Linked DNA regions of Homo sapiens: region 1 is linked to region 2. A link is an interaction called in ENCODE POLR2A ChIA-PET data of the cell type or tissue named here. Cell type or tissue: A673. All regions are shown on one strand. Links, peaks and the distances in the headings refer to the core of each region. The heading gives the core; the rest is flanking DNA. Region 1 holds the start of LOC105375303 (a long non-coding RNA gene). Region 2 holds the start of ELFN1 (extracellular leucine rich repeat and fibronectin type III domain containing 1).

Evidence for each region. Peaks named below come from ENCODE experiments on the same cell type or tissue, not always from the same donor. Only the 100,000 strongest peaks of a DNase experiment are listed, where the experiment ranks them.
Region 1: POLR2A ChIA-PET joins it to region 2 with 13 read pairs; 3 of 35 experiments call an interaction of 5 or more read pairs at or near these places.

Annotation. Positions count from the first base shown.
Region 1 is chr7:1,610,132-1,624,990 of GRCh38, reverse strand. LOC105375303 (a long non-coding RNA gene) reads right to left here and starts at 5,396. Exons shown (of 2, transcript NR_165252.1): 1 at 4,867-5,396; 2 at 3,587-4,334. It also overlaps the pseudogene TFAMP1. In A673, for the core only: no CTCF peak of the experiment used is centred there; no DNase peak of the experiment used is centred there; H3K27me3 peaks cover 380 bases.
Region 2 is chr7:1,661,416-1,676,274 of GRCh38, reverse strand. ELFN1 (extracellular leucine rich repeat and fibronectin type III domain containing 1) reads right to left here and starts at 5,998. Exons shown (of 4, transcript NM_001128636.4): 1 at 5,921-5,998. RefSeq lists enhancers at 4,446-5,152, 5,153-5,859, 5,860-6,566, 6,567-7,274. In A673, for the core only: no CTCF peak of the experiment used is centred there; DNase peaks (open chromatin) are centred at 6,194 and 7,074; H3K4me3 peaks cover 470 bases; H3K27me3 peaks cover 1,942 bases.

The sequences.
Region 1 (14,859 bases), core at 7,000-9,499, 53 kb after region 2:
ACACCCCCATTCATGGGACCTCCCGCAGGCCCCTTGCAGGTGGAAAGGGCTGGGCCAATGGCTCCAGGTCCCACCGCCCCTCACATTCCTCCATCCCTGTGCCCCCTTTTAGGGGCTCTGTTGTGTTCCCCCAGCTTCATACCCTGAAGACTTGACCCCAGAACCTCAGAATGAGACTCTGTTTGGAGACACAGCCTTTAAAGAGGCGATTAAGCCCGGGCGCGGTGGCTCACGCCTATAATTCCAGCACTTTGGGGGGCTGAGGTGGGCAGATCACGAGGTCAGGAGTTCAAGACCAGCCTGGCCAACATGGTGAAACCCTATCTCTACTAAAAATACAAAAATTAGCCAGCCATGGTGGTACGTGCCTGTAATCCTAGCTACTAGGGAGGCTGAGGCAGGAGAATAGCTTGAACCTGGGAGGCAGAGGTTGCAGTGAGCCAAGATCACGCCACTGCACTCCAGCCTGGGTGACAGAGCGAGACTCCGTCTCAAAAACAAAAAACAAATGAAAAGAGGTGATTAAGATGAGATGAGGTCATAGGGGTGGGCCTTAATCCAATCCCAACTGGTGTCCTTCTAAGAAGAGGAAATCAGGACACACAGGGCTGACCCCATGAGGACATGGGGGAGACCGCGTCTGCAAGCCCAGGAGCGAGGCCTCAGGAGGAATCTGCCCTGAGGACACCTTCATCTTGGACTCCAGCCTACAGCACGGTGAGAAGTAATTGCCTGTTGTTCAACCCTCTGCTCTGTCACACCTGCTACAGCCCTGCTCGCAAACGAATATACCTCCCGGCCCACCCAGGCCCCTAGATGCCCAGCTACCCCTGCTTTTCTGACAATGGCTCCAGTGCTTCCATTTCCCTGGGGCCCGAGCCTCTAACTCCTACCTGAGCATCCGCATTGTACCCCATGTCCCCGTGGTGTGAGGTGTGAGCCCAGGGACTGAGTGAGGAGGAGGGCCGGGTGGAGGAGAAGACGCCGGGGCAGCATCACTGGGCATCTCCAGGCGTCCCCACCCTCGGCCGTGGCTGCTGTCCTGCACAGGCAGAGCTGCCTCTGGGAGCACAGAGTCTGGGGTCGGCCCCTAGCTTTTCTTTTTTCTGAGTGTTTCTCTCTGTCACCCAGGCTGCAGTGCAGTGGTGTGATCATAGCTTACTGCAGCATCGACCTCCTGGGCTCAAGTGATCCTCTCATCTCAGCCTCCTGAGTAGCTGGGACTACAGGTTCATGCCAGCATACGCAGCTATATATATACATATATATATATATATATATTTTTTTTTTTTTTGAGATGGAGTCTGGCTCTGTCGCCCAGGCTGGAGTGCAGTGGCGTGATCTTGACTCACTGCACCCACTACCTCCCAGGTTCAAGCAATTCTCCTGCCTCAGTCTCCCGAGTAACTGAGATCACGTGTGCACCACCATGCCTGGCTTTTTTTTTTTTTTTTTTTTTTTTTAAAGACAGGGTCTGGCTTTGTCACCCAGACTGGAGTGCAATGGCATGATCTCAGCTCACTGCATCTGCCTCCTGGGTTCAAGTGATTGTCCTGCCTCCAGTAGCTGGGATTATAGGCGTGCACCATCACACCTGGCTAATTTTTGTATTTTTAGTAGAGATGTGGGTTTCACCATCGTGGCCAGGCTGGTCTTGAAATCCTGATCACAAGTGATCCTCCTGCTTCGGCCTCCCAGAGTGCTGGGGCTGCCAACCCCCAGCTAATTTTTTTTTTTTTTTGGAGACAGAGTCTCGCTCTGTCACCCAGGCTGGAGTGCAGTGGCGTGACCTCGGCTCACTGCAAGCTACACCTCCCAGGTTCACGCCATTCTCCTGCCTCAGCCTCCCGAGCAGCTGGGACTACAGGTGCCTGCCACCACGCCCAGCTAATTTTTTTGTATTTTTTTTTTTTTAGTAGAGACAGGGTTTCACCGTGTTAGCCAGGATGGTCTTGATCTCCTGACCTTGTGATCCGCCCACGTCGGCCTCCCAAAGTGCTGGGATTACAGGTGTGAGCCACCGCGCCTGATGCCCCCCCCAGCTAATTTTTTAAACAAATTTTACAGAGATAGAGTCTTGCTATGTTGCCCAGGCTGGTCTCAACCTCCTGGGATCATGGGATCCTCTTGCCTTGGACCCCCAAAGCAGTGAGATTATAGGTGTGAGTAGCCTCACCAGCCCTGCTTCTCACTCTTCTAACTTGCCACGTAGCCTTGAGTGAGCCTGGGCCCCTCTGGGACCCTTGCTGGCATAGCAGGTAGATGGTGAGCCTGGGCTGACTTTGACGACACAAGCCCACTGCCTCCACCCCACTCCCCCATCTCCCCTACCTTACTTCACACGCCTCACTTCCTGGGGCGGGGGGACCTGAGGGCAGAGAGGTCTCACGGGTCGGATAGGCTGGGCTGGCAGGGAGCTGGGTGCCCCAACGTGAGGCCCTGTGCTCGCCCGCCTTGAAGACCAACCCTCAAACAAGGCCTTTGTGTACGCAGTAGACCTATGGGAAGCTTTTGAGGGAATGAAGGATGCTTATATCATCACAGAACCCCAAAAACAGAACCTGAATGCTGTCCTTCCCTTTGGAATGTCTCCTTTCTTCATTTGTTTTTGTTTTGATACAGAATCTTGCTCTGTCACCCCGGCTAGAGTGCAGTGGTGTGATCTTGGCTCACTGTAACCTCCGTCTCCTGGGTTCAAATGATTCTCATGCCTCAGCCTCCTGAGTAGCTGAGACTACAGGTGCCTGCTACCACGCCCAGCTAATTTTGTATTTTCAGTAGAGACAGGGTCTCGCCATGTTGGCCAGGCTGGTCTCAAACTCCTGAGCTCAGGTGATCAGCCCGCCTCGGCCTCCCAAGGTGCTGGGATTACAGGCGTCAGCCACTGCACCCTGCTAATTCTTGTATTTTTAGTAGAGATGGGGTTCCACCGTGTCGGCCAGGCTGGTCTCGAATTCCTGACCTCAAGTGATCCGCCCACTTCAGCCTCCCCAAGTGCTGGGATTACAGGCACCTGCCACCACGCCCGGTTAATTTTTGAATTTTTAGTAAAGACGGAGTTCCGCCCTGTTGCCCAGGCTGACCTCAGGTGACCCCCCTCTCCCACCTTGGCCTCCCAGAGTGCTGGGATGACAGGCTTGCGTCACCACACCGGGCTAATGCTTGTATTTTTAGTAGACAGGCCTCGCCGTGCTGCCCAGGCTGGTCTTGAGTCTTGGTTTGTTGTATTATTCCCACTGCACCCCCCAGGAGTTCCCCACCTGCCACCCCTTCCCCGGGATCTGGCCACCTATGAGTGGGGCAGCCACCTGTCACCCCAGGCCCTCCTCACCTCTCTCTGCTCCTGCAATCCTGTGCCCCTCCCCTTGGCTTCCAGAAACTCAAATCTCCCCATTCATCACCCGGAAGCTTTGAGTAGATGGAGGTCTAGCAACACAGCCTCTCAGAGAGGCCAGTGTGGGACCCTGCGGAGCACGGGCTGTGCAGTCAATCTGGGGAAATGGGCTCACCTGATGGAAAACGCTAAGCAAAGCCTCTGCCCCAACCCGCCACAAATTCCTGTGACATGGATTAGAGACCTCAGCGCACAAAGCAAACTTTTTTATGCTTTCTGGACCGGGAAAGAGTTTGTACATAAACACCAAAAGCACAAATCACGAACAGAAAGATTGCCAAGTCCAGACAGAGCAAAATTAGAAACGTCTGCATGACAAAAGCGCACCATAAACAACGCAGCGAGACAAGCCACAGACACAGAGGGGATATCTGCAACCCAGATCACCAACAAAGGGGTCATACCTGAGACGGACGGGGAGTCCCACAGATCAAGGGGAGATGAACAGCCCCGTCGGAGCGGGCGACGTGGAAACCCTCCGGCGAGTCCCAGAAGAGGCCGGTGGCTGCTACCAAGAGGCGCCCGCTGCGGTCACAATGGGGGCAACGTGGACGGAGACCTCCATGAGATGCGGCCCCCACACCACCCGCCGGGCCTGAGTGTGGCACAAGGACGTGCTGGTGAGGACCGAGAGCCTCAGTGCCTCTCCCCTTGCAGGAGCGCCAAGTGGCACGTCCCTTTGGAGGCTACCCGGCTGTTTCTCCTGCGGTTGAGACCACACCTGCTCCATGCCCGGCGGTTCCACCCTAGCGTGTGTCCTGGGGCAGGTGCAGCATCGCTGGGGATAACGGGAGCTAGAAACAGCATCCAGGCGCCTTTTCAGGGAAACGAATGAATCACCTGTGGTGCCTGGTGGGGGACGCCGCCGCGCAGTTCACACCAACAGATTCCAGATGAACCACACCTGCTTCTATCAACGCGGATTAACCTCAGAAGGGTACTGTGGGGTGAGAAGAGCAAGTTGCTGAATGTCACGGACAGCAAAATACCATTTATACAAAGTTTAAAAATACAAATTTCACGGCCGGGTGAGGTGGCTCACGCCTGTGACCCCCAGCATTTTGGGAGGCCAAGGCAAGCGGATCACCTGAGGTCAGGAGTTTGAGACCAGCCTGGTCAACATGGTGAAACCCCATCTCTACTAAAAATACAAAAAATTAGCTGGGTGTAGTTGCAGGCGCCTGTAATCCCAGCCACCGGGAGGCCGAGGCAGGAGAATCCCTTGAACCCGGGAGGCGGAGCTTGCGGTGAGCCGACGTTGCGCCACCGCACTCCAGCCTGGGCAACAGGAGCAAAACTCCACTTCAAAAAATTAAAAAATTAAAAAATTAAAAATAAATAAAAGGAGCCCCAGAGGGCTCCCTCACCCCTTTCCCACAAGAGGGCACGGCGGGAAGGTGTCGCCTATGACCCAGGAAGCCTTCGGCAGACACGGAGCCTGCCGGGGCCTGGATCTTGTGTCTGCCTCGAACCTGTTTTTCCGGGTTCTTCGCTGCCCGTGGCCGCCCCGTCGGAGGCTCCAGGGTGCAGTTCACCTGCTGGCTTCATCACGGCCTCCTGAGCCCTGAGGCCCGGGCGGGGGCGGGAGAGCAAGTCCAGGGTCACAGGCGTGGAGGGGTGCTCCGCGTGAGATGCGGCCCTCCTCCGAGGCGGTTCGGATGAGGGGGACCCCCGAGAGCGATGGGGACTTGGGGTCCCCGGGAGGAGTTAGCAGTAAAGCAGCCGCCACGGTGGGGACCCTGCAGGTGGCCAGGGAGGGCTGGATGCGGTCTCCTCTCCCACCGGCCCATCTCCCTGCCCCCAGCACAGGACGGGCTCGCGTGGGGGGCTGACGGGAGCTCAGGGGCCGGTCAGGCCCACCCCTCACTCCCCGGTCCAGGCCTGGGGGCGACAGCAACTGCGGGCATTGGAGGAGGCCGTCTGACGCGCAGCCAGACCCCGCCACAGAGAGTGACCCGGAGGCCCAGGGCCCCGCTCGGGCGGGTGAGGGTTCCTGCACGACGCCAGCTTCCGGGGGAAGCGGAAGCTGCTCACACTCACGGCTCCACCCAGGTGGGGCCCTTCAATAACTCGGTTCCGCTAACGTGGTGCCGGCTTCACACACCGGCTCCCCCGCCGCTCAGACGGTTCCAGCTGTCCTTCTCCCCTCCTCGCGTTCTTACCAACGCACTTGGGGCTGGAGAACCCTCGCGCCACCCACACTCACACACACACCTACATGTACATACACCCTACACACACACACCTACACACACCTACACACACCCCGACACACATACACCTACACACAACCCCTACACACACCTACACACCCCTATACACACACACCTACACACACCTACACACACCCCTACACACACCTACACACCCCTATACACACACCGCCACACACCCCTACATAACACACACCCCTACATACACACACACCTACACACACCCCTACACACACATACAGCTACACACACCCCTACACACCCCTACACACCCCTACACACACCCCTACATACACACACACCTACACACACACATACACACACATACACCTACACACACCCCTACACACACCTACACACACTACATAACACACCCCCCCACATACACACACCTACACACACCCCTATACACACACCTACACACACCCCTACATAACACACACCCCTACATACACACACACCTACACCCCCTACATACACACACAACCCTATACACACATACACACATACACCTACACACACCTACGCACACCTATGCACACCTACATGTACACACACCCTACACACCTACACACACCCCTCCACACACCTACACACACACCTACACACACACACCCCTCATAACACACACCCCCTACATACACTCACACCTACACCCCCTACATACACAACCCTACACACACATACCCCTACACACACCTACACACACCTACGCACACCTATGCACACCTACATGTACACACACCCCTACACGCACACACCTACACACATACACCCCTACATACACACACCCCTACACACACCCCTACATACACACACCCCCTACATACACACACACCCCTACACACATACCCCCTACATACACACACACACAGGCACACACACACCTGCAGAGGCACACACACCCCTACATACACACACACACCTATATACACCTACACAGACACACACACACACACCCCTACACACACATACATCTACACAGGCACACACACACACCCTACATACACACCCCTACATACACACACACCTACATACACACCTACACAGACACACACACCCCTACACACACACATCTACACAGGCGCACACACACACCCCTACATACACACATCCCTACATACAAACACACACCCCTACACAGACACACTCCTACACACTGGTCTCCCAGCCTGTGCCTCTCCCCGTGGAGTGCCCCCTCCACCCTGCAGCCGAGGAGCCCCCAGCCCTGTGTGGGACCAAGGCTTCAAAGCCCCCACTGACCCCACCACCCATAAGATCAAAAGCGAAATTCCTCGGTGGGTCAGTTTGCTTGGGCCGCCATAACAAACTCTCACAGACCAGGTGGCTGAAACAACAGACGTTTATTTCCCACGATCCTGGAGGCTGGAAGTCCAACATCAAGGTGTGGGTGGGGCTGGATCCCCTGAGGCCTCCTCCTCAGCTTCCAGACAGCATCTTCTCCCCATGTCCTCACGTGATTGTCCTTCCGTGAGCATCTGTGTCCTAATCTCCTCTTCTTAGAAGGACTCCAGTCAGATTGGATCAGAGCCCACCCTAGTGACCTCATTTTCCCTCCATTATCTCTTTAAAGACCGTGTCTCTGGCCAGACACCGTGGCTCGTGCCTGTAATCCCAGCACTTTGGGAGACTGAGGCAGGAGGATTGCTTGAGGGCAGGAGTTCAAAACCAGCCTGGGCAACATAGTAAGACCCCATCTCTACAAAAGAATTTTTAAAAATTAGCCAGGCATGGTGGTGCATGCCTGTGGTCCCAGCTACTTAGGAGGCTGAGGCAGGAGCATTGCTTGAGCCCAGGAGGTGGAGGCTACAGTGAGTCCTGATAGGGCCATTGCACTCCAGCCTGGGTGACAGGGTGAGACCCTGTCTCCAAAAAATAAAATAAAATAAAATAAAAATAAAAATAAAAATAAAAAGATTCTGTCTCCAAATACAGCCATATTCTGAGGTCCTGGGGGTGAGAACTTTGGCGTATGAATTTGAGGGAGACACAATTTACCCCATGACGCAGGGCATGAGATTGAAAGGCCTTCGCAATCCAGGCACCATCTTCCTTCCCAAAGCCAGATCCCGGGGGCCATGTGGGGTGTCCTGAAAGCGGGAAAGTTTGCCATGGTGGCCCCCAGTGGAGGTCCTGGCATCCTTGTCTCTGGAGGTCAGAAATTCTTAAAGTAAGCGTGGGCTGCCCTCCCTGCCCTGGGCCTCCTGTCCACTTGAAAGCACACACAGGAGTGGGCTTGGTCCAGGCTGGGGGAGGAGGAAGGTGCCCTGGACCAGGAACCCAAACACCAAGGGAGCAGCAATGGGGAAGTGTTCTGTCCTGGCCCCACACGCTGGCAGACCATGCTGGTGCTCCACACGTCATCACTGTCACAGCAACTCTGCAGGGCAGGAGGTGTGACCCCAGTTCACAGATGAGGAAACAGAGGCTCCTCAAGGACGCAGGGCTCACCCGAGGTCACACTCAGGAGGGAAGAGCTGCATGTGGGCCCACAGGTTCGAGTGCCTGTTATGCAGTCACAGTCCAATGCGCGGAGGCAGCAGGGTTTGCAGCAGAGAAAGAGTTTCAGGATCGCTGGGAGCCAAGCAGGGAGATGGGAGGAGACCCTCAAATCCATCTCCCCAAGGAGTTCTGAACTGGGGTGTTTTGGGTTTTTTTTTTTTTTTTGGTTGTGTTCCAATAAACTTTATTTATGAACACTAAATATTCATGTTAATTTTCATGTATCATAAAAGTCTTTAAAAACAAAGCATTTAAAATTATAAACACAATTCCTAGCTCACAGGACACAGAAAGCAGGCAGCAGGCTGGATTTGGTCCACAGGCCATAGTTGGCTGTCTCTTATACAGGCTTTAATACGTTATGCAAAGTGTTTCAAATTCCAGAGACTTTGGATACTTCTCTTTTTTTTAGATTTCTCATTTTAAAATATATACAATGCAAGTTTTCTTTCTGGATCAATATACTCGCATGAGAGAAAATAATTCAGAAAAAAATATATTTCCTTACTTAAAAAAAGGGAAAGGCACCAGGCATGGTGGCTCATGCCTGTAATCCCAGCACTTTCGGAGGCCAAGGCAGGAGGATCACGAGGTCAGGAGTTTGAGACCAGCCTGGCCAATATGGTGAAACCCCGTCTCTACTGAAAAATACAAAAATTAGCCAGGCACGGTGGTGCACGCCTTAGTCCCAGCTACCCGGCAGGCTGAGGCAGGAGAATGGCTGGAACCTGGGAGGCGGAGGTTGCAGTGAGCCCAGATCACACCACTGCACTCCAGCCTGGGCGACAGGGCGAGACTCTGTCTCCAGAAAAAAAAAAAAAAGGGTAGGGGGAAAGCTGTAAAACAAATGTTTCATCTTAAAATATATAATTAGGCAATGTAAAGTTAAAGATTAGAATGTTTATCCTATGCAACATAAAATAATATGCATAGATCTGGTACATAATTTATTAGTTTTTACTTTAGAAAAAAAGTGAGAAAAAGGTTTATAAATTTCTCAGTCCCTTTTATAAAAAGTTGCAACTAAAACCAGCCATCACTTATGTGTATAACCATCAACTCTGAATATAATATTAATTATACCTAGGAACTGGAATTTACCTAGACGAATTCTGGCTGCTTTTTGAAAAATGCACAATTGTATCACAGAACACTGTGGCTTCTACAATTTGTAACAATTTTGAAAAGGAAACTCCTGCTTCCATAATATAGGGCAACAAGAATACTCTTTCCATAGTCATGATCCTGTGTAAAAAAAAACCTCATAGTCTGATTTACCTTTATCAAAGGTAAAATGATTCACATTTGCATGGATTACTCTGATCCTCAGTAGTTCCTAAACACAAAATACATTTTGCATAAACCTTTATCTGGGTTTTCCAAAGCAAGTATTACACTGGCAGAAGTCCATGACCTGAAGAAAAAGAAATTGAATATAAAAGGTTTACCGACTTTATCCTTTCTAATTTTACGATAGCTTCAGGCGTTGAGACCCAGCTGGTTTCTTGTGCCTATCCATTGTGAACTTCTAACACTTCTCAGTGCCATCTTTTAAAGGTGGTTGCTTTATTTTGCGACGTAGAAAATCCTTTCGTCCAACTTCAATCATTTGTTCTTCCCAAGACTTCATTTCATTATAATAATGAATTTTATCATCTTTAGCAAGTTGAATATATACTTTCTTTTGAGAACCAGACAGATTTTTCCAGTTTTCATTTACAGTCTTCAGCTTTGCCTGCGGTGAACCATCCTTAGCTTCTTGGAAGCTTTCAGCTACATAAATGTTATAAGCTGAACGAGATCATTTTGGTTTTCCAAGCAGTGTTAACTCTCTTTTTTATTAAAGCTTTCCTTTTTAAATGTTCCTGCATGATTTCTTTTTCCAAAGACATAATCTGACTTGGAGTTAGCTGTTCTTGAATTCTGCTTATCTCTTCTTTGTATGCCTGCCAGTCCACCCTATAAGCATCTTCATATATTTTTTTTCTCTGAATTGGGAAGTTCCGTCCAATGCTCAGCGATTCTTCTAATTAGTTCTGTATTTTTTGCATCTGGGTTCTGAGCTTTAAATATGGGTAGTTGTTCTTTAGAAAATCAAAGGTAAGAAGTTACAGGTTTCTTTGGATAACTTGCCAAGACAGGCGAAAACCATTTCCATAAATACATAAAACTGAAGGGGAAGCGCGGTCGACTTCCACAGCTGGTACACAGCTCCGCCAGGACCTTCCCAGGGCCCTCAGCACACCCCACGTGCTTCACACCAGCAGACCAGGCAGTGACCAGGAACCAGTCTCGGAGAGCCTCCTGGCACGACAGAACCACCCCAGCAATGGCAACTCGAACCTGCCTGTGACCCTCCGGAGTTTGTTATCATGCCTGCCACTCGCGAGACACTATGTCATTCAGGCTGGAGTGCAGTGGCGCGATCTCGGCTCACTGCAACTTCCGCCTCCCAGACTCAAGGGATTCTCCTGCCTCAGCCTCCCGAATAGCTGGGATTTCAGGCGCGTGCCACCATGCCAGGCTAATTTTTGTATTTTTAGTAGAGACGGGGTTTCGCCATGTTGGCCAGGCTGGTCTCGAACTCCTGACCTCAGGTGATCCACCCACCTTGGCCTCCCAACGTGCTGGGATTACAGGCGTGAGCCACCGCGCCTGGCCCTGAACTGGGGTTTTTAAGGGGATCATGGAGGGTGAGGGGCTGGGTAACTGGGGTCATTGATGGGTTGGGGTGAGAGGAGTGTAGAAACGGCATTCTTTCGTGAGTCAGTTCCTTGTGGGGTCCTTCGGGTCAGCTGGCATCAGTTGTTTCATTGGTGGGCAGACCTGAAGGAATATCTCAAAGTGAAAACATTTGGTGATGTTCAAGTTGTTATCTGTAGAGTAGTTAAAGGGAGCTATAATCTAGATTCTACATGATTCTAGGACAATAGGCACCCAACAGCTATGAGGAAGTGGATCCGAGAGCAAACGGACCCAGCGATGGACGGTGAATTTGCCACAAGCGTGGTGTATTTTCATTGCTCCCCCTCTTCTTCCCTGATTTATTTTACTATTATTATTATTATTATTATTATTATTATTATTATTATTATTTTGAGACAGAGTTTCACTCTTGTTGCCCAGGCTGGAGTGCAACGGCGCTATCTCGGCTCACTGCAACCTCCACCTCCCAAGTTCAAACAATTCTCCTGCCTGGGCCTCCCTAGCAGCGGGGATTACAGGCACCCACCACCATGCACAGCTAATTTTGCATTTTTAGTAGAGATGGGGTTTCACCATGTTGGACAGGCTGGTCTTGGACTCCTGACCTCAAGTGATCTGCTCACTTTGGCCTCCCTAAGTGCTGGGATTACAGGCGTGAGCCACCGTGCCCAGCCTCTGATTAACTGTATAAAGTTTATAGGGATGGCCAAGCACAGTGGCTCACACCTATAATCCCAGCACTTTGGGAGGCCAAGGAAGGAGGATCACTTGAGCTCAGGAGTTCAAGACCAGCCCGGGCAACTGTGAGACCCCATCTCTATAAAAAAAAAAAAAAAAATAGCAGGGTGTGGTGGTATGCACCTGTGGTCCCAGCTACTCAGGAGGCTGAGGCAGGAGGATCACTTCAGCCCAGGAGGTTGAGGCTGCAGTGATCTACAAGCACGCCACTGCACTCCACATTGGGTAACAAAGAAAGACCCTGTCACACACACACAAAGTGTGTGTGACACTTCAAATGTCAGGCTTCAAATGTATCATGCACCAACAGCCACATGGGCCAACCTTTCTTTCTTTTCTTTTTCTTTTTCTTTTTTCTTTTTTTTTTTTTTTTTTTTGAGACAGAGTTTTGCTGCTCTGTGGCCCAGGCTGGAGTGCAGTGGCCTGATCTCAGCTCACTGCAACATCCGCCTCCCAAATTCAAGCAATTCTCGTGCCTTAGCCTCCCGAGTAGCTGCGACTACAGGCATGTGTCACCAAGCCCGGCTAATGTGTTGTATTTTAGTAGAGATGGGGTTTCACCACGTAGCCCAGGCTGGTGTTGAACTCCTGAGCTCAGGCAATCCACCGCCTTGGCCTCCCAAAGTTCTGGGATTACAGGTGTGAGCCGCCGCACCCAGCCCACATTGGCCCCCTTTCTGATACACACTAAACCTGTTCCTGCTCCAGGGCCTTTGCACTCTCTGTTCCCTCTGCCCGGAGCGTTCTTCCTCCACAACTACCTGTGGCCTCACTGACCGTCCTAGCTAATATCACCCCTCAAGCACCCCGCTCATAATCTTTTCTTTTTTCTTTTTCGAGACGGAGTCTTGCTCTGTTGCTCAGGCTGGAGTGCAGGTGCGCGATCTCGGCTCACTGCAACCTCCGCCTCCCGGATTCAAGAGATTCTCCTGCCTCATCCTCCTGAGTAGCTGGGATTACAGGCACATGCCACCATGCCCGGCTAATTTTTGTATTCTTAGTAGAGATGGGGTTTCACCATGTTGGCCAGACTGGTCTTGAACTCTTGACCTCGTGATCCACCCGCCTCAGCCTCCCAAAGTGCTGGGATTACAGGCATGCCTGCTCGTCATCTTTAGAGCACCTATCACTATCTGAATTATCTTTATTACTGGTTCCCTTGTTTATGGTCTGCCTCTCCCAGATAGATACAGAACAATGTCTGACACACAGCCCAGTCTTAGTGAACGTGAGATGAATGAATAAACCCCAGCCAGGCAGTTCTAATGGAAGCTGCCGTATGGACTCAGGGTGAGCAACTGACCAAGCCAGGCCATGCACAGTCCTTCCGTGGGGTTTTCCCAGCTGAGGCTAAAGAAAGACGCGCAGATCCCGCCCGGTGGCAGATGGCATGGCATGTGGCTCTGGAGCTCTCTGTCCCCCAGTAACCCCATCCCCACCCCCCAGGAGGAAGAGGCTGCCCGGCCAGAGGTAGATGTGCTGAGAGCAGCAGGGATGAGGCTGGAGACGTCCTGGGATCTCTGAGCCTTCCTTCTGTTGCAAAACCACAGAGTCCTGACTTCTAGGAAATTCCTTTCTTGCCTCAGCAAATTTGAGCCAGGTCTCTGTGACTCATTAGTAAAGGACCCTGATGGGCACAGATGGAACAAGAGGCCAAGGGAAGGGTGGGGCCTCTTTGTTATAAACGAGGTGCAGCTGGGCATTGTGGCTCACGCCTGTAATCCCAGCACTTTGGGAGGCCGAGGTAGGCGGATCGCTTGAGGTCAGGAGTTCAAGACCAGCCTGGCCAACATGGCAAAACCCCACCTCTGCTAAAAATACAAAAATTAGCCAGGCATGGTGGCGGATGCCAATAATCCCAGCTACTTGGGATACTCGGGAGGCTGAGGCAGGAGAATCGCTTGAACCCAGGAGGCGGAGGTTGCAGTGAGCCGAGATCACACCACTGCTCTCCAGCCTGGCAATAGAGCAAGACTCGGTCTCAAAATAAAAAAAAGGCACAAGTGAAATGGTCACTCAGCTGAGACAACAGAGATGGGAGTCTGATCTGCTTTAGGGTTGGATTAGACCAAGCTCTATGGGTCTCTTCCAGCCCCTGTGTATCCCAGGGGCTCCCCCACCTCTGTGGGCCTCTGTTTCTCCCATTATAAAATGATGGGGTAGACGAGATGGCCCCTGAGCCAAGTCTGGTCGAAATGTGGCATCCGAACTGACGCCCAGTAGATTTCTGACCAGTCTAGCCCATCACCCCACTGGAGGAGGGAGACACAGGCTGAGGACCACTGACCAGTCAGCCAGGAGACCTAGGCCCTGGGCACTGCTGGGCCGGTTCAATCCAGCGCCCTGCCTGGCAAAACCCCGCTACGACTCATCAACACGCAGCAACTCCCCCTGCCCCCAGCTCGGCAGCTCCAGTGTGGACAATCGGCAGAGCTGCTCAGGTGGATCTAAGACTCCCCTAATGAGATTCTTGACGATTGGGAAACTAATGATATGCTCAACTCATCTTTAATTGGCACGGTGCTGCTGGAGATGCCAGCGCGGGCGAGACGCGGGGCGGCTTTGACTCAAGCCATCATTATCGCTCCTTGGCGGCACTTGGTCCTCGCCCACCCTCAGAGCCATTGCCCCCGCCGCCCCGCTGCCCCCACCCCCCAGGCTGCGGTCTGCCAGCTGGGCCCTCAGTGGCTCCTTCTGTCTGGCCTGCAGGGGGGCCCCAGGCCTGTCCCCATGCAGATACCCCGCCCTGGGAGGCTGGTCACATTCTTGGGCGCTGAGAGGTCCCTCCCTCCCTCATCATCGGCGTTTCCCTCGCTGGGTGGGCCTCAGCCCTATGGAGGGGTCTCATGAATGGTGCAGGAAGCAGGAGGGGGGTGCTGACCGGTGCATGGGAACCTGCTTTCCTGGAGACCCATCTTAGCTCTTTCCATCCTCAGCTCCTGACCCCTTTCTCAGCCTCATTTTCCCCACGTGCAAAATGCAGATAACGTTAGCCCTTCCCCCGGGGGCTCACGAGTGGGCAGCCCGCACTGTGTGGTCAGACTCATGGGAAGACGAAAGGGTGCGGGAGAGGTCTGATGCCCGCTGCTCGCCACCTCCGGGGGTGTCCAGGCTGGGCACAGCAAGCTCTGTACGACCAGCCAGGGCAACCTGAGTCCAGTGACAGCCCAGTGCGTGGGGTCCACAAGGGAGACCCAGTGCCAGGCCGGCGTGGTGGGAAGAGGAGCTGCAAGTCATGCTGGGAGCCGGGGAAGGCAGACAGTGCCAGGCTGCAGACTCAGCCAA
Region 2 (14,859 bases), core at 5,207-7,706:
AACAGACACAGGGGCAGTCTGTCAGTGAGGAGGGCAGAGGCCTCAGTGCAGGCTCCCCTCAGGCAGGGAGACAACAGACTGGGGGTTCCTCTCCAGGGTGCCCTGGAGCCACTACCAGCACCCTTTAGGCAGAGGTAGGCACTTGGCTAATGCCATCTCCCTTGGGATCTGGTCTAGGAACCAGCTGCCACCTTTCCAGACATGTCCGGGAAGCATCCCAGTCCCCCTCCCAGGCAGCCTCCCTCGGTCAGCACTCTGACCAGTGCGGGGGCCAGGCAGGAGCCACAGCACAGCCCAGAGTCCACGCCCAGGAGACACATCCTGAGGGTCCCCAGCCCCTTGGGCTTCTAGGGAGGCCGTGGAGGTCGAGATGGCAGTGAGGGAGCCAAGCGCTGGCCAACCCTTCATGCAGCCCTGGCGGGGCAGCTGTGCTGTGGGTATCTCCGGGACACCTTCCCAGCCACTACTTCGGGCTGTGTCTCGACAGCGCGGGACTGTGAAGGCACACAGCTGTCCTTGACTCGTCCCTCCGGGCCAGCGACGCCTCACTGTGTGCTCTGCAAAGCCCTCTCCCTGCAGGGCCTCCTGCGCACCGGCCGAGGGTCTGGGGAGCCCCCCGACGGCCCCCCCATTTCCAGACCCCGCTCCTCGGCCCCAGGAAGCCGGGCGGGATTCTCATCCATGTGGGGCGGGCACATGGCTGGCTGTGTTTGTATCTGTGTTTATTAAACTAGAGAGAGTTAATGACTAAGAGGTGCCTGAGTTTGATCCTGCTGAAAATAAGACTCGGATCTGTCGGTAAACACGGGGGAGCCTCCAGGCTGTCAATCATCTCCCGGGGTTTCCATCCCAGGAAGGATTCCGCCTGGACCCAACCCAACAGCCTCCAAATGTCAGGGCAGCAATGCCGGGGTGTGCACCTGTCACGTGGACAGACCCCCGCCCCCGAGCCCTCGGCCGCCACCTGGCCACATGTCCAGCGCTGGTGAGAAGCTCTCAGCGCGGTCAGCACTCTGTGACAAGCCCTCTGACAGAAGTTACCACTGGAGTGGGGCGGACAGCAGAGAGATGCGCTTCTGTGGGGTGGGGTCCTAGAGGGGGTAGTGGGCCACAGAGGGCCTGGGGGTGCACAGGGGTGGAATGTGGCTTCCCAGACAAGCTGGTTCACCTCCACGCCGTGGGCTGCCGGGTCCCCGTCGGTAAGGCCAGGGCACTCTCCCAGCTGAGCCCGGATATGAGGTGTGGGGAGCCCAGCATGGGAGCAGGGCTGAGCCCAGATACCACTGCCTGCAAGCCTCAGTGGCTTGCGGCCACTGCCCTGTCTGCGCCTCAGTGTCCCTATCTTTAAAATTCAGAGATTGAATTGGGGGCTCTAGCAAACACAGTGGACCTGGTGATGGCTGGGCTGGCCCGGGCCGAAGGATGTTTCCCGCCCGGCTGTGCCTCCTCTGTCCCCATCCCTCCCTCGGAAGCCCAGAGTGCAGTTTTCCAATATACCCCAGCCTCATGTGGGGGCACTGGGCACAACACACAGGGAGGCAAGGCCCTGTCCCTTCCACCAGTCTCTCCCACTGTGGCTGCCCGAGTCTGTCCTGGAACTGGCAGAGGAAGACATTAGGGCAGACGTCGAGGGCGGGGGGGTCACCGTCCACTGTCATGGCCCCTCTCCCCACCCCCCTCACTGCTCTGGGGGCCTCACACCTTCCCTTCCGCTGCCTCTCCTGCCTGGATGCCTGCCTCTTCCTGTGGGGTTATCTAAACTCTGCCCACCCTATAGGGGCCAGCTAGACCCCTCCTCCTCAGCCCCAAAGAGGAGCTTGGGTCCGGCTCACAGGCGAGGGGAGCCTGGAAGCCGTGAGTCCTGAGGAACTAACTGCTGGGCAGAAGGGAGGCAACCGGGGCTGAGTAACCGAGATCCTGAGACTCCAGGGTCTCCCACCACAGAACAGCCCCAGGAGTCCTAGCCATGTGGGTGGGGAAGAGCTGTGTGGACCAGCCTCCATGGCTCAGTTTCCCCACTGGCTCCTGTGCACCCCCATGGCCCGGAGCAGGGAGCGGAGGAGTGGTCCTCTCTGCCTCAGTTTCCCCACCGGCTCCTGGGCACCCCTCATGGCCCAGAGCAGGGAGCAGAGGAGTGGTCCTCTCTGCCTGACTCAGTTTCCCCACTGGCTCCTGTGCACCCCTCACGGCCCGGAGCAGGGAGCAGAGCAGTGGTCCTCGCCGCCTGACTCAGTTTCCCCACCAGCTCCTGTGTACCCCCGTGGCCTGGAGCAGGGAGCGGAGTAGTCGTCCTCTCTGCCTCCCCTCTGAAGGTCCCTCAAGCCCTGCTGGACCCCCTCCTGCCTCAGCCTGGGTTCCAGCTCTTCTCCAAGACCAAGACCCCAGCTGCCCCAGGACAGCTCTACAGGTGTGGAGGCCTGGTCCAGCCACAGCTCCAGCTTACTTGCTGTGTGACCTCGGGCGATGCTGGACCCTTCTGGAAAATGGACCGGCTGGACCATCTTCAGGGGCTGGACCGGCTGATCTCCGAGGGAAAGGAGGCACATTTATTTGTGAGACCATTGTCTTTCCATCTGGGGATGCCAGCTCCAAGGCAGCCAGGCTCCTCTGGGCTTTGTCCCAGGCTCCAGGTAGGGCACACAGTTGGCCCTTGTCTGCCATCAGCGCTCCCAGGGTGGTCTCTCACCTCCCGCCCTCCCTCCCCAGGAGGCTGGAAGAGGTGGGACAGAACCAGGTCTCAATCCACCAGCCTTGGGAAAGGGACATCCGGGGCAGGGGGCGGGGAGGGGGGGCACGGTGCTGGGCTCGAGTGCCCATAGCTGCCACCCTGCTTCCTGTTTACTGTCGGTGCCACTGACTGGCTCAGGGTGCACAGGGGTGAAGGGAGGCAGCAGCCCCCAACGACCAAGGCCTCCCACCCTGCTGGAATCCCCTGACCTGAACCAACACAACAGGACACAGACGCCAGACATAGGACCCCTCCACCACCCTCTCCGGCCCCACCCCAATCCGGGCCTCAGTCTCCCCATCTGTACAGCTGGTGCTGGAATGGATGGCGCCATCGTCCACTGCAGTGGCTCCACCACCAGCCACCCCCACAAACACCCACCCAAGGCCACTTGACACCTGAGCTTGTGCTGGAAGAAACCAAATCCACAACAAAAACAAAAAGGAAAGAGCGGGGGGGGGCGCTGGAGAGATGACAAATGTATCCAATGTCCGCGGCGGTGCCACCATCCGCTCCAGGTTCACGCCTGGAAATTTATGGCCTCATCACCCAGCCCTGGAGATCTATCTATCTCTCGCCTGTCACTCACTTGCATTTTTAATCCTGCCCCCCGCCCCGCCACCGGCCCCCTCGTGTATTTATGCACCACCCACCCGGGCATCTCGAGGGCCTGCCTGTTTCTTTCTTGTGAAGATATATGAACACCCCAAGTCCATGCACCTCTGCTCATAAATTTCCTCCAATGCGATGGTGTCTGAGTCTGGCACGGAGAAACACAGTCCCCTACCAAAATGGGGAATTGGCTTGTCGGGGGGGAAGGGATCCTGGGGTGGGGGCTCTGACCTCAGGGGGACCTTAGAAGGAGGCTTTCCTGAGTGCTTAGAAAATTCTATCAAAATCTAGAGCTGATGCGTGTGTGTTGGAAACAGATAGAGAAAGTCACCAACATGGGACCCAGGCAGCCACTCCGATTTTACCCCATTGATCTCAGGCACTGTGGTCATATTTTAGTCCCATTAATTTTTCTCTCCTGGAGAGCAGGTGAAGCCTACAAGTATACATTTAGGGTGAAAATATTCAAATGCCGGGGTCCGAGACAGGCAACTACTCCAGGCTCTGGCCCTGGGCGCTTGCTGGGACCCCGGACACCTGTTTCTTGGTGGGGACCGTGGTAGGGAGGTGGAGGAGCAGCAGCCTCTCCCTGGCCCAGGTGTGGGGAGCCTGCCTCCAAAGACACTTTGAAAAATCAGTGCTTTCCAGTGGCAGTCCTGGGGCATGGTGGGGAAGGGACGCCGCCCTCCCTCCCCTCCTCTGGTCCTGGGTGCAGGTGCCCACCACATCCCTGCACCCTTACCCCAGACTTACCAGGCCTCAGGAGTGTGGCTCTGGTTCAGGTGCCCACTGGCTTTTCTGGGAGTCGGGAGCTGCCTGCCGAGCCTGCTGTATCATCCTGAATTATACGCACACAGCAGTCCTGCTGCGGCCGAGGAGGAGGGGGCTGCACAGCTGGCTGTAGGACAGGGGGAGGGGCATGGCCCCCAATCTCTGACTTGGAGACCCCCAGGTCTTCTGCCCACTAGGGGTGGGGATCAGAACTCCCTGACCACCGTATGCCCAGGAAAATGAGGGACCCAAGTGCTGGGGTCCTGGCTGGGCTCCAAACCCCCTCAAATCCAGGTGAGGGGGTGACCCCCTCCCACACACGGCCCCCTGGAGTTTGTCCCCCTGCTTTGGTGGAGTGGGGCGCAAACCTGGGCTGGGACCTGTAAGCCAGTCTTCTCAATGCTTGTTCAATTAAAAGGTGGCAGGGGCAGGGACCCAGGGGGCAGGAGGCCAGGGGGCCAGCCAGGCAGAGAAGAGGAGCATGTTGATGCTTTTCAAGCAACCTATGCCCAACCCAATGGGGTTTCCCCCAAGGCTGGGTGCAAGCTGGACCTCTTTGGAGGCTGGGGGCCTCTCTAGGGGGCAGCCCCTGAGAGAGGCAATATGGGGAGATTTGCCATTTACATCTGCTCCTGGCTCCCGGTCCCTCCACAGCTTCTGTCCCCAGGCTCTCCGCACAGCCCTTAGCCCAATCGAGGGAATGAGCGGCAGAGGCAGCCAGCCCAAGCCAGGGTCCAAAGAGGCCCCACTCCGGGTGTGCAGGAAGGGAAAGTGCTGGCACGGAGGCTTTTTGAGGACGTGCACACCTGGCTCGGCCGGCCTCGACCCTTTCTGCTAAGCCTTCGTTTTTTTCAGAAGGCATGATCATCCTAGCCCCATTTCACAGGTGTGGAAACTGAGGCTCTGAGATTCACCTGCCCCAAGGTCACACAGCTGAGACCTGGAAAAGCCGGATTTTCATCTCAGAGGGTGTCGTTTTTATGGGGGGGGGGGCGGTGTGCGGTACGGCAGGCAGTGCCCCCCGCCCCACCCTCAGCATCAAGCAGGTGACCTGCAGGTTTCAAAGGATGGAAATGGGGGCGCTTGTCTTTAGAGGCAGGTTGGGGCACGGAGGCTTGGCAGCCTCCTCCCAGCCCCCAGAGGGACGAGGACGAGGATGGACTCCAGGTGGGGCGAGGGGTGGAAAGCACCCAGTAAGTTCAGTTCGGAGCGAAGCCCCCCACCCCACCCCCCCGCCAGTGGTTGGACTCAGGGGCTGGGACCGAGGAATGTGACCCCTCCCCGTGCGTGACTGGACGGTCCCCGCGCGGAGCGAGGAGGCTCGCAGCGTCGGGGGGAGGGCGGCCCAGCAGGGAGGGCGATGCGAGCCTGGGGAGGGGTCAGCGACTCGGCCAGGAGGTGAGGACAGCCCCCTAATTTCCGGGAAGGGAAGGGCAGGGGGCCGCGTCTGGGGGGCGCCGGGCAGGGTGCGGACGGCGAAGGGGGACGGAAGGGAGAGAGGCGCTGGGGAAGGGACCTCTCGGAGGCACGGGGCAGCGTGCGGGCTGCGGCAGCGACCCCGACCCGGGCCCCCGGGCTTTGTCGGGCTGAGCCTGCGCCCGCTCCGCCGCCGCCAAGTTCCTCCAACTTTGCCCGCTGCGCTCGGATCGCGCGCCAGGCCTGGGGGCGCAGCAGGGGCTGGGGGCGCACGCTGCGCACTCGGGGACGCCCGGGGTTCGAGGTGGCGGGGGGCTTGGCCGCGCCGCTCCCCGGGGGTGGTCCGGGTCCCAAGTCCCCCAGGTTCAGCGCCCGGCCGCGCTCGCCGCTTACCTGCCCGCCCGGCCTCGGTTCCGGGGCTGCGCCCGCAGCCGCCGCCGTCCTTCAAGCTCTAACTTCGCTCCCGGGATTGAAATTCCTCCCCAGCTTCGCCCATCGATCTGCGCGCGCGGCCCCGCCCCTCGCCGCGCGGCCGGGGGGGAATTCAAGCTCGCCCTGCCCCCTCCCGCCCCCCTTCCCTCCCTCCCTCCCTCCTTCTCTCCCTCCCTCGCTCCCTCGCCCGCCTGCGCGCTCCCTTCCACCCCCTCTTCCTCCGCCGCGAGTCCGGCTCGGAGCCTCTGGCCCTCCCCTTCTCTCCCTGGCCTCCCGAGCCCCCTGCTCTCCTCGGCTCCCCGCGGCAACCCGCTCCTTCCCTCTCCCGGCGACGCGCAGGGGCTGGGGAAGGAGGGGAGGTCCTAGAAAGCGCAGGGGGCGTCCTCGCGGTCCGTCCCCGGCCCTCCCCGCCCACATCTAAAAGGTGGAGGGGGTGGGTGGGTGGGTGGGGGGAGTGGGGGCGACAGCTGTTGGCTGAACAAGCTACCCGCGACTCCCACCACCTCAAGCAAAGCCAAGGCGTTCTCAGGTCCTCCCGTCGGTCCGCCCCTTATCCGGGAGGGCAGGGACCTAGGGGCGGAGAACGCAGGGCGCAGGCCGGGCCTCCTCTGCCCAGCCCTGGCCCCGCTTCCTTCCTTCATTCACCCCAACCTCTGTGAGGACTTCAGGGGGTTCTGGAGCACTCTTCGGCTCAGTTTCACCCTGACAACCTGCCTGTGCGGAAGCCCCCGTCCGCATGTTACAGGAAGGGAAACTGAGTCAAGAGAGGCCCAGAATCTGGCCCTACACAGCGCGTCGAAGGCAGAGCCCCAGGGGCAGCCTGGACCCCCGGCAGGAGCCTCGGGACTCCACGCTCGGGCCGGGCAGGCCCCGGCGGTGCCTGGACAAGCCCGCGTTCGCAGAACGGCCGGCGCCTGGGGACCCTCTCCAGTCCCCGCGCAGCCCGCGCGTCCCCGCCGGCGCCCCCTCCCCGCTTCCTGTCCCCCGCCCGCCTCTGGTTCCCGGCCTCAGTACCCCCGGCACGCTCTCCGCTCGCCGCCAGCAGCTGGGCAATTCAACGAGCATACAAAAGAGTTGACTCAATTCAAAGGCAGCAAATCAAGATAAATCCTATAGTGTGTGGGGACCGGAGAGGGAATGTGAATGAACGCCCACGACGCCGTTCAGTCCTGTATGGACCGGCCTAGCCCGGCTGCAGGGCCTGACACGCCCGGGTCCTAGGGTTCTCCAGGAGCCAGAATCGGAGAGTGGGCTCTGAGCTGCCTTGGCTCCCAGGCCCCCAGCACTGGCCCGAATTTAGTAATTTAGAGCTTGTGGCCTCCTTCGGCTGGCTGGGTGGGGCTCCCGTGATAGGGGTGCAGAGCCTTGAAGGGGAGTGCTAGGACGAAAGCCAGTGCGCCCCCACGATTTCATGCAAATACTGGGGGGCAGGGGCCCTGGAAACCCAGCACAGCCCCAGGGGCCGGCAGGAAGGGCACCGGTGGTTTGGAACACCTAAGCTGTGGCCTTTCTCCCTCTGCCCCGACCTGGACCACGGTCAGAGCCAGGCCGCAGGCCAAGAGCAGGTCCTTGTTTACCCACCAGATAGATACTGCAAGCCTGGGATGTGCCAGGCCTGGGCCTGTGGAACGAGGCCGGCGGTGAGCGGGGCACCCTCTCCTCCCTGCCTGTCTGTGAGGTCTCCCCAGCTGCAGCTCCACTAGGGAGAAGCTGGTCGGCCCCCAGAGCTTCCTTGGTCACGCTTGGAAGGTCCCAGTAAGCTACCCTCCAGCTTCTGGCCTGGCCAGCCTTGTGCAGAAGATGACCACCGGGCTCCGGGCCCCAGCCTATCCACTCCGCCTGCCAAACATAAACCCCAAGAGAGGTACTGGATCCCCATTTCCAGCAGGTTCCCCCAGGCCTGTGCTGGCCAAGTGCAGCCGAAGCTCTGGAATGAGCCTCCTTTGCCTTCGCAGGTGTCCCCCGTGTGCCCTGCGCTGTGCTGGGCGCCTGCCCGGAGGAGCCGCGCCAGGACGTCCTGCTACTTCCCAGGAGCAGGCATGATGAGTCCATTTCCTCGGGGTGCAAACTGAGGCCGAGGGCCTCTTCAGAGCGCCCTTGACCGGTACTGCCTGACCCCAGAGGTCAGTTCTGCGGTCACTCGGGGTCTGAGATCCACGGAGAACCTCAGAGGTCAACTTGAGGGGCGGGTAGGGGTACGCGCGCGGGGCCGTGGGAGGCGAGATCCCGCAACCTGAGGAGCCAGGACCCCAGCAGAGAGCGAAACCTGGAGCTGGGGGAGGGGACGGCAGAGGACTGGAGGCCGGGCTGCACGGCAGGGGTCGAGTCCTCGCGGCCGCCCCCCCCCCCCACCCCGAGCGGAGGCTGCGCCGTCCGGCTGCGACCGAGTCCCCGGAGTCCCGGCCGGGTCGCCCCTCCCCCGTGGCCGCGCCGATTGGCGGCCTGCTGTTACCCGGACGCCGGCGCCGCCGCCGCGAGGACATCTGTCCGGGGCCCAACGCCGCGCTCCACGCCCCCTGCCCCTCCCCCAGACCCAGAACCGGGGAGAGGACGCGGCGGTGAAGCTGGGAGGTTGGAACCTGGAGGGCGGCGGAGTCCCGGAGTTAACGGGGCGGGGGGCGGGGCCGGCGCTGGCCCTGGGGACAAAGATCCCCACGCTGCCTGAGGGCTGGGCTCTGCAGACACCGAGGCAGGAAGAAGGACTCCGTATTCCCCGTCCCCCAGATCCTCAAATCCACTCAGGCTCAGACCTGAGTGTCCAGGTGGGGTGGGGGAGACCGAACCCTCCTGGGCCCTCGAGGCGCGCGAAGGCGACGCTGAAGGGGGGACGCCGGGACGCTGCTTCCTCCCTGCACACGCCGCCCGAGCTGCATCCCTAAACGCTCCAGGAGCTTCGCGGGTCCCCCCTGCCCTCCACAACCCCCGAAGCTGCCCCCAGCGACCTCTCCCCGCCCTCAGATGGGGCCGCAGGGGCGGGCGAATGTGTTGCGCTCGCCGTGGGTTGGGAGGAAGGGCGCGGATTGTAGGAAGTCCCTGCTCCTCCCTGGGCAGCCTGGCCCCGGGGACTCGCGCTCAGCCCGCGGCGGAGGACTCGGTCGGGAATGGTGCTGAGATTGCGCGGGTACGGCCCAGGGCCGTGACCGGGTGGCCACCGTGCAGTTTGGGAAGAGAAAAAGTTCGGGGGGGGGCCGACACCCCGAGATCGAAGAGGGAAAATGGGAGGAAAGCAGGCGGCAGGGAGGGAAGAGCGGCGGAAGAGGGACCAGGAGAGCTGGGGGTCCGCTCTGGGCCCCGGGGTCCCGCCCCACTCGGCAGCCCAGCCCAGCCCAGCCCCGCCGCGCCAGCTTCCCGGACCGGGAGAGGCTAGGGTCACCGACGCCTATTAATAGCCGCGAGCGGGTCCTTCCCGGGAGCTCCGCAGCGGTCGGCAGAGCCCAGCCACCGGCTGGGGTGGGGGCGGGGGTCCCGTAACACCCCCTCCGGAGGTTCAAGCGGCGCGGGGCGGGGCGCTGCGCCCCCCCACGCCGGCTTTGCGAAGTCGAGGCACCCACAGCCCACTCCCTCCCCACCTCCGACTCCGAGACCAGGTTTCAGATGAAGAGGGGTTCGTCTGTGGTTCAACTTGGGGCGCCGCGGCTACCCCAGCGCACTCGAAGGCGCGCCCAGCCCCCTCCCCCTCTTTCTGCCCAGCCGGCTTTTTGCTCTCAGCGCGCTCCGGAAAGTTTCGGGGTCCCCGCGGCGCCTCCCTAGCCCTAGGGGTCCGGAGTCCTGGCCCTTCCAGCCGCGGCGTCGGGGAGGGAAGTTTGTCCGGCCCAGGCTCGGCGGCCGCTAACTTCGGGTGCGCCCGCCTCCGAACCTGGGTGGGTGGATGGGGACGCCCGGGAGCCGCGGGCCCCGAGCGCCGCATCCAGAGCCCCGCGGGCGGGGAGACTCGGCCCTGGCGCGGACGCCGAGGTCAGGGCACCAGGGATGGGGTGGCCCGGGCTGCGAGAGCCGCTGGGGACCCTGCGCTGCCCCCCGCCGCCCCCCCCAGAGAGCATCCTCTTCCCTGCCTCCCCTAGGGGCGGGGACCCTCCGATCCCGCAGCGGCGACAGAGGGGTCCCCCGGCCCCGGACAGCCCCCTGCCCCTCAGGCCCCTTCTTACCTGGGCCGGGGTGCGGGCCCCGGGCTGGAGGCACTGTCGCGGGCGAGCAGAGCGCGCGCACCCCGGTTCCCCGAGCGCGGCGGCGGCGGCGGCGGCTTCCCCTCCTTCCTCCTCCTCTTCCTCCTCCGGGCTCGCTGGCTCCAGACAGCCCTCCTCCCCCTCCCGCCCTGCCGGCCCCTCCCGGAGCCCGCCCGGCTGGACTCGGCCTGCGACCCGGAGCCCAGCGGAGCCGGCGGGAGCCAGGCTGCGGCGCTCACTGCGTCAAGCGCGGGGCGAGCGCGGGGCGGCGGCGGCGGGGACCGCGCGCTCGGAGCCCGGGGCTGGCCGGGCAGGCGGGGGAGCGGCGGCTCCGGCTCCGACTCGGGCTCGGGCGCGGGCGCAGTGGTGGCGGCCGCGGCAGCGCCGAGGTTGTAGCACATTCTTTCTGAGCGTGATGGAAGGTTTCATGTGGGAGAGCGCGCGGGGAGGGATGGGGAGGGGGCGGGGGCCGCGGCGGGGGCGACCGGAGGGGCGGGGGGCGGGGTCGCTGCCCGCACGTCGGTGGGCTGGGGGGTGGCCGGAGGGGGGCTCCGGAGGGGAAGTTGGAGCCAGCCGCGGGGGCGGCGTGGGAAGCCGAGTGGCGGCCTCGCCCCCTCCTCCTGGCCCGCCCCGCTCGCCCCCTGCCCCCGCCCCAGGCCACCCAGAGGCTCCCAGGCTTCGGTTTGGAAGAGAAGCGTCCGAAGGTCTGGGGGTCGGGACCCTGGTGGCGCTGGGAGGTGGGCCCCTGGGTGGGGACACGGCTGTGCTCACAGGCGCCCGGCAACCTCGTGGAAGTTGACCCCAAGTCAGACCCTCTGTGAGCGCGCGCGTCCGCGAGGGCCAAAGCACAGCCCGCAGGACGCGCGTTTGCGGGGCGGGGGGAGAGCGGGGCACTTGGGGGCGGGGAGGTGGAGCGAGAGGGTCGTCGGGCCCCTGGCGGCCCCGCGTCCCCAGAGACTCGCCCTCCCCTAAGGTCGCCGACCCCTCCCTCCCTTCCCTCCCCGTTGCGCGTCGCCCCCCGCCTTTCGGCCGGGAGGAGGGGGAGGCGTGGGAGCGGCCCGGCGCCTTCCGATTCCCGGAAGGTTCGGTTTAGCGGATTTCCCTCTCCCTTCATGTGCCTCCGGAATCCCAGCGGATCCGAAATCGCGCCCTCGGGCTCTGAGCCGAGGGGTCCCCCGTCGCTCCCTGGTGGTCCCGAGCCCTCGCCGAGCGGTCTCACGGCTTCCCAGGGCGTCTCCCGCTCCCACCCGCCCCTTCCCCAGCCTGCGGCTTTCGTGTGGGCTAAAAATTCCAAACCAGGCTCAAGAGCGCCCTCGCCCGGCTAAGCCCCCGCGCGCCGCTTCACAAACCGGCCGCGTGCGGAGCTGCGGAGCCCGGGACCCCCAGCGCGCGCTGGGCGCGACACTCTGGACCCCGCTGCCAGCGCCGCGCCCCTCCGGCCGGGGAGCCCCACACCGTCAAGAGGGCAGGGAGAGGGGAGGGGAGGGGACTACTGGAGGGGAGGGGGCTGCTCCCCGGGTGTCTTTCCCGGAGGAGGTCCCGGGACAGGGGTGGGGGTGGCGCGGGAGGCCGCAGACAGCGCGCCCCGAGGATGGCCGGGCCGGGGATGGGCGCGCGGGGCTCCTGTCCGGACGTGGGTCCAACGGCCTCTCCGCAGCCCAGAAACTCCGTCCAGCCCGCGGGACGGCCGCCCGCCCTCCGACCCCGAGCCTCTACCACACTTGTTCCTGCAGGACGGGGTTGGGGGGACTGAGACCGTGATTGAGGCCGGGGCATGGAGGAAGTGCCGCCGCCTGCTCCCGGGATTGCTGGACACGAAGGGTGGAGGCCAAGGACGGAGCCCCTGCCTGCGGCTGTCCAGCCCTTAGTCCCTGCGCGGGGGCGCCCAGACCTCCAGGGAACAGGGAGACAGAGCGGGCCGAGCCCGGCCTGGGGGGGGTCTCTTCCTGGTCCCTCAGGGAGGGTCCCGGCTGCTCTGAAGCGCGCAGTGGCCTAGGTGCGCACACAGCCCCTTTCTCTCACTTCCCCCCTCCCCTACTCGAGGGGCCTGGAGAGTCCCGGACCTGGCTCCTTGGAGGAAGCTGGGAGAAGGGAGCTGTCCCGCGGACCTTCCAGGGCGCTGAGGAATTTCAGCCCTGACTGACTCCCTCTGCAGCGCCTTCCAATGCTGAAATATGCCCTCCTGTCCCGTGAGAAGGCAGGGCCCCCGCGGGGCCTGGCTGGCCTCGGGCTGCTGTCCCCCCTCAGGCTGGGAATGGGCCACCCCAGGACAGACCCGAAGAGAGGAGGTGGGAGGAAGGCTGGCTGTCTCTGGCCTCTTCTGGAGCTCTCTCTCCCCGCCTCTGTTTGCCTCTGTCAGAGAATATGTTTGTTCTCTCTCTCCCTCTTCCTCTCTCTCTCTCCCTCCACCCTCCTTTTCTGTCTCTTTCCCTCTTCCTCTTCCTCCTCTTCTCCCCTCTCCCTTTCCGCCTCTCCTCTCTCCTTTTCTTTCTCCGTCTTGGTCTCTTTCTCTCTGACATTCATCTCCTCCTGATCCCCCTCCCCCAGCAGACAGAGGTACCCAGAGGCAGCCTGTGTGGTGTAGACACCTTACAGCACATCCAGGGAAGATGCGTGTGGATACCCACCCCAGCTCCCCGCCGCAAGCCGGTGTCCCACAGGAAGATGCCGCAGCCTCACTGGGACAGGAAGGCTGGAACCCCCCCCACCCCATAGCTCACACTGTGGTTGTGCAGAGAGTTGCAAAGGCATCCTGCTTCACACACCCCCGAATCGCACACACCCCGCCCCACCCAGTGTAACCCTCACACGCAGGCACGCACACTGGTGTGGCACTATGACGATCCTTCCTGTGATGGAGGTTCCTAATGGCTGGTGGCTGGCATGAAGTCATTTAGTCCTCACAGCAACCCTAGAAGTGAACCAGCTGTGAAGATCTCCAGTTCCCAGAGGGTAACATCGAGGGGTCCAGAGATCAAGTACCTTGGCCAGGGTCACCATAAACTGGAAATGGCCAAGCCAGGGTTTGAATCCAGATGGTCAAACTTGAAGGCAGCTGTACTAAGCATGTTCCCATCTGCATATGCACATGCGTTCACGCACAGTCGCTCCACACACACGTGCTCGCTCAGGCCTCCTTTCTGAGGTGCTGCCACTGCCCGGCAGCAGCCCAGACGCAGCAGCGATGGCCCGGTCCATCAGACAGCCTGTCTTTCCAGAGATGAGTCAGCTGGGCCAGGACCTAGGACAGAGCTAGGGATGGTGGGTGCACCCCCACCCACCTGGGCACCGTTGCTAGATCCAGGGCTTAGCAGGTCCTTCTGATGTACAAAACGTCCTCGTTCAGAAGAAAACGGCCCAGTTTAAGACCTGCCTGGGCAACATAGTGAGACCCTGTCTACAAAAAATAAAAAATTAGCTGGGTGTGGTGGTGTGTGCCTATGGTCCCAGCTATTCAGGAGGCTGAGGTAGGAGGATCACTTGAGCCCAGGAAGTGGAGGTTGCAGTGAGCTATGATCGCACCACTGCACTCCAGCATGGGCAACAGAGCAAGACTGTCTCAAAAACAAAAAAAGAGCTAAACTGCCAGTAAGATTCTCATTTTTATGGAAACAAATCAACCACCATCTCATGACCCACCCAGCTACCCTTTGGGGAAGAGGCTGGTCAGTAAGAGCCGTAGGGGCCTGGGGCTGTGGGGCCTCAGGGCTTTCCTTAGGTGGTTGGAAGCACACCCCCTCCCCTCCACCCTGCCACTGCCCTGAGCCTGTGTCCCTGGACGCCCTGACTTGATGTGTCAGTTTCATCCAACAGAGTGTGAGCTTGAGAGAGCAGGACAGACTGACTCACCTCCAGGCCTCAGTGCCCCACTCCAGCCCCACATGACCACACCCACTTCCAGGATAAGTGAGGACTCATCTGGTGGCTTTGATACCTTTGCCCCCCTGCAGGTGGTTCCTGCGCCCTCTCTCTGCTGAGGATGGCCTGGCTGGAAGTGAATGACCCAGTTGCCTGAGTGTGTTTGGGGGAAGCAGGGGAGGGATAGAGCAGCTGGGATTAACCGCGAAGGAGTGGGGAGAGAATTCCCCCCGACCCCCGGACCCATCCTAAGGAAATGGTAACCAGAGAAGAATGGTGACAATCTCTTCCTGTCCCCAGAACTTCACAGCAAGAACAACAAATGCCCATAAAACCCCGAAGCCATAGATTAAATGATGTGTCCAATTTCTATCTCAGGCAAAGAGCCAGTTCCCCCTATATAAAGAGCTCTTACAAATCAATAAGAAAAATAGCCAAGAGGCCAAAAAAAAAAAAAAATAGACAGAGGTAATGAACAGAAAAGGAAATCAAAAGGATGTTTAAACAAATGAGAAAGTGCCTATGCTCACTCCTAGTGACAAAAGTGCATGCTGAAACTGTACTGATGTGATTTTTCACTCATCAGATGGGCACAGATTAAACAGTCTAAGGACACACCCTGTTGCAATAGTGTGGGGAAGCAGACACCCTTGGAACCTCTGAAACAATGTCAAAATTCCAAATGTACACACCCTTTGGCCCAGCATTTGCTTCTAGGAATCTGTCCTCCAGATACTCCTCCCAAATGTGAAAAATGATATATTGCTTTGTACAAGGTTATTCGCCGAAGCACTCTTTGTAACAGCAGCAGATTGGAAGGATCCTAAGTGCCCGCTGACAGTGCAGTGCTTAAATCATCATGGCACATCCAGCCGGATA